Linked DNA regions of Homo sapiens: region 1 is linked to region 2. Evidence: chromatin loops called from intact Hi-C (ENCODE). Cell type or tissue: IMR-90. All regions are shown on one strand.

Region 1 (2,500 bases), 530 kb after region 2:
TTTTAGAAACTTTGCAAATATTTAGTTTATGTCAAGTTTTGGTTACTGAGAAGACTGTTCATATGGACCCAACTTTCTTAAAAATAAGACAAAAATTGGAAGCCATCAATATCTTTAACTTATATTTAATCTTAGATCAATTAAAATATCAATTATTGGTACATAATGTTCATATGAGGAATTTTGCTTGAAAATTCAAGATAATAGTTTAAACGTGCACCAAATAGTTTGTAGAAATAACCAGTTTAAAATGTAAGAACAAGTAATGATAATGGTACCTAAACATTTGGGTATTTATAACCTTTCTTCTTAAGTTCATCTGCTTCTTTTTTTGTTTTATTTGGTTTTGTTTTAATCTGGCATTACATTGTAGACATTCAGAAGAAAAAGATTAATATATTTCTTCCAGTTTCCCCCTTCTGCCTAATAGTCTCAATTGAACTGATCCCTTGCTTCATTGTCAGAAGATGATTCTTGGTCCCTGTATTTATTATAAAAGCTCAACAGTAAAATGGAAAACTTTAGACATAATTGCAGAAGCTACCAGAAATATTAGTGGATATTCAGTTTCACATGTCACATTTATTTTCAACTTGGGTCATTTCTTAAATACAATATGAATAACACAGATGAGTTTTCTATTCTCTTTAGGAATAAAAGTTTTCCCTTTGAAGCTTTACTATAGCTTGTCTGATCTGGAAAATTATCTGTCTATATCTAAGGCTAAGACATTGCCTAGTTCAAATTAGCTTTAAAACACTACACAAAACAGTATGACAGAGTGGCCTGAAGCAGAGGATAATTTTTCAGTTGAAAAATGGAACTAAGCAGCTTCCTAAGTGGAATCAGAGAGCGACAGAGAGGTCAAGGCAAGCACAAGTGCTCTTGAAACAAGGAGTGACCCTTTGAGGGTGGCTTGGGCACTTGTTGAGACTCCAGACACACTGCAAGCAGAAAACAACATTAGCCCAGACAGGATGTATGAGTCAAGGATATCTAAAGAAGATGCAAAACGTAGCATCCAGGCATTTGCAACTTTCCAATTGCCGGGCTCCACTTGCGGTCCGCGCTGCTGGTTGGAGCATACTGTAAAGGAAATATAAACAGTTTAAATTAAGTACCAGAGCTAAATCTCTCACATGACTTTCTGAAAAGATGAGGAATGAAATTATCAGCACAATTAGAAGTCTTGAGTCTGCTGGGTCAGGGGACAGGAGAGGAATTCTTGGCACAAAAGAACAGGAAGCACAGCAACTCGGCCATATATGGAGGAGGGGTGAGCCTTTCAAGCAAAATTACTATGACCTCAAAGCTTCTGCTACTCAGACAGCTGTATTGAATTCTGTTCAATGCCAAAGTAGTACCTTAAGCCAGTTTATCTGGTTTGGCTTTGAAGTGGCAATAAAAACCAGGAGCCTCCTGACCTGGGTCATTTCTAAAAGGAGTTGTTTTCTTTCAGCTTTTCCAATTTTAAGAGCAGTTACACTTACAGGTGTGTGTGTGAAAGAGTGTGGTAAAGGGAACATTTGCTAACACGGAAAATGTGAAAGAAGTCTAGGAATCTTCCAAATGTATTGTAGATTTGGACTTTAAGCAATCTCAATATGAACAGTGAATACAATGAAATAAAGCAAACATAATTTGCAATCAGATGCAATAGACAAACATGTTTAGACCAACCTCGCTGATTTTATTCTTTAGTGACTTGTTGCATCCAAATGGACTTCTTGGATTGGAAACTCCATTCACATGGAAAGAGAGTAAACAGCGCATGCAAAGTCCCATTTTGCAAGCAGAAGTCTTTCAATGTTTTGGCAAGTAACTTTGCTATTTGGATGCATTCTACTCCAGCTAGTCCTTCTGGGAAACCTAAGGCATCATTCTTACCTACTGTTGAAAAGAAGGAAAGGCACCATTTCTGAGATGGTCCAAAATCGACTTTGCAAAGAGTTATTCAACAGTAGTAGTTTTTGGAAAATGTAATAGCCATCATTTGTCCTTGTAGGGAACAATGTTCCACTCCATATATTTTATAGGTTTTTTTTCAGCTCATTTTATTGCTGCTAAAAGTATACTGGCCAGTCCATTATGCATTATAGTGGGCAAAATAATAGGTGACAATAACATCAGGTTAGTTTCTAGGATTTTTTAAAATTAGCTTTATGAAAATATAACAAAGTAAGAGGTTAAATTAATTAGCTAAAATAAATTCTTTGTATTTAACTGAGAAATTCAATGTCTAAGGAGTTCCAGAGCATTCTTCCATATGGTCCACTTTACCTGGACAAGAAGATCCTATGCAGATGCAAACCAGACTGTCTTATCACTAATCCCATTTCTTTAAGACCCTTTATAAAAATAATGTACGCTTGCGGCTTAAAGTCAAATTCCTTTAACTGAAGACAAGCTTGGATTGGGAGCATTTCCTGTGCCCTGCCAGTTGGTGTAGTATGTTTTATTGGATAGCAGAACTCTGTAATGCATTTCAACTCACTCGATA
Region 2 (2,500 bases):
CCATATAATACTATGATTCCACGCAAGTTCCAGCAAGCTTATGTATCTTTTAAGAATATTTCAAATTTTTACAATTTAAGTTAATAGTTTGTGTTGAACATTCATGAAAAGATAAAAGCTCATTAGTTACATGTTTTGGTTAGTGTTTTATGAGTATTTTCAAATAATTACTAGTTATTGGCATTTCAAATGCTTTATATTAAGATAACCATCTTTGAAACCTATTTATTTTCATTTTCAATTATTCAATCACAGTAATTATAGCTCTATCATTTATCTTGCAAGAAACAAATTCCCATCAGAAACAGACCTCTTTTATGAGTGGGAAATTACTTAATTGCTTTTAAAGCACTGGTGACAAATACTATTCATTGTTCATTCCAAATAACACACTATTAATCATTATCTGAAAAAATGGATGGTCTCCAAAAACTTTTAGAACCAATTAACACCCAAATTAAACCATTTCTTCAAGGCAATAAAACATTTCACAACAAGACACTATAATCGGTTAAGTTTCATAAATGATATTTTAATATTAAGAACTGTTTATATTTTGTAATGTTGTTAGAATAGCTCACATATATAATCTTTAATTCATTTGTTTTCTTTGCATTATGGCAAAAATTAGCATTCAAATAAATAAAAGAGATCAGCTCTTATAGCATCTGGCAGCATTATAATTAAAGTTCTGTCAATAGGGCTATTAAAAGCCTGGTTTGAAAAGGATTTAAAATTTAGCCTCAAGTCAGGTTAAAATTCCATATAAGAATTGCAAGTTACCCAAATGCCTGTAAAAACTCTTAGGTTATATAGTAGTGATTTTTCTCAATATATCATTTTTCAAGGTTTATAATTAAAGATTCTTCAATAAAACCTTATGGATAATTAATTTTTCTAGATCTATGTTCATAGTCCATTTCTATTAGGAGAGCCTGCTAGGTGGTGCTATGGTGCCACACTAGGCTGGAAACCCCATAAAGAATAGAGACCTGCTGAGGCTGAGTATAAAAAGCATCCAATACACTTCTATTAAATACAGGAATGAGGAAATGCCTTCTGTATCATGTTGACAGTTCAGTTCAGGAAGTTGTGTAGTATTATTCACACCATTAATTTTTTTCATATCCACTAATAACAATAATCAAATTACTAGAAAGAGAAAACAAAACTTGGACATTTTTCATCCTTCCACAATGCCTAATACAGTACTCTTACTTGTGAAATTTAATCACCAATGCTTCCAAATAATGTAACTTGAAGAAAAAAGGTAATGAGGAAAGTATCCATAACAAATTGTTGAGTTTCATGTACGTACACTAAAAAAAGGTAACTTTGACACAAAGGAATAAAGTATATTTTAACTACTAAAAACATATATATAGATATTTAAAAATTACATCCTTAATAGAATTAACCTTAATGAGTGAGAGGTTTAAGTAATTACTCAATAAAATACAACTGATTAGTCTGGCATTTTCATATATGGAAAAAGTTATGTTATAATCAGATAATCCTTCAGCTGGACTTGGGAGGAAGTTATATGCAATCAGATAAACCTCCAGCAGAATTCAGAAGGAAAAAAATTACTAACAAATGCTCATCAGCATATGTACTAGTTTCCAATTGCCACTGTAACAAAATTACCAAAAATAGTGGCTTCAAGCACCACACATTTAGTATCTTACAGTTCTGTAGCTTAGAAGACCAAAATCATGTTCACTGAGCTGAAGTCAATTGTTCTGTCTGAGGGGCTGGTTCCTTTGAAGCCTCTGAGGAATGAACCTCTTTCCTTTGGCTTCTTCAGCTCCTAGAGGTCACCTGCATTCCTTAAGTCATGGTCCCTTCCTTGCATGACAACTGCTTCATGCTTCCTGCATCACAGCTACTACCACTGACCCTGATCTTGCTGTCTCTGTCTTACAAGAACGCTATCAATTACACTGGTTCACTTGAAGAAACTGGGATACTCTCCCCCGATCTCCAAATATTTAATTTAATCACATCTGAAATGTCCTTTTTAACATATAAAACAGCATATCCACAGGTTTGAAAAGGATATAAAATTTAGCCTCTAGTGAGATTAGAAATTTCATATAAGAATTGTGATTACTGGTGATTATGACATGAACATCTTTAGGGGGCCATTATTCAGCCAACAACAGAGTGCAAACCCTGAAGATGAATAACATGAGAAAAATAAATATGAAATCAGTTTAATGTTTATGATTTTACATCTAAGATGTAAAATCTACTAAGATATGTGAAATAAAAAATGGGACAAATATGTCTAATATTATTCTACAGTAAATTCTATTATTCTATAGTACATGCTTTAAAATTAACAACAAAAACAAAATATAAATAGTAAACTGAGGCAAGTTTTAAGGAAAGCATTTTAAATCTAAATATAAAAATATATAAAATAAAATTGTTTTAAAACAACAAAGATGAGCAATTACCAAGAACTAGAATCAAGCATTTTTAGTGGATCCCAAAT

What was found. A loop is a pair of places that touch in the nucleus more often than their neighbours do. Peaks named below come from ENCODE experiments on the same cell type or tissue, not always from the same donor. Only the 100,000 strongest peaks of a DNase experiment are listed, where the experiment ranks them.
Region 1: a loop joins it to region 2, with 4 times the contacts of the local background. A loop is called at or near these places in 7 of 110 quality-filtered maps.

What each region holds. Positions count from the first base shown.
Region 1 is chr4:156,597,044-156,599,543 of GRCh38, reverse strand. No RefSeq gene overlaps it. Among named protein-coding and RNA genes, the nearest start is that of LINC02272, 44 kb to the left of the region's middle. RefSeq lists an enhancer at 130-1,329. In IMR-90, no CTCF peak of the experiment used is centred here; a DNase peak (open chromatin) is centred at 1,003; H3K27ac peaks cover 195 bases.
Region 2 is chr4:157,127,071-157,129,570 of GRCh38, reverse strand. All of the region lies in intron 4 of GLRB (glycine receptor beta), which reads right to left. Among named protein-coding and RNA genes, the nearest start is that of GLRB, 52 kb to the right of the region's middle. In IMR-90, a CTCF peak has its summit at 941; no DNase peak of the experiment used is centred here.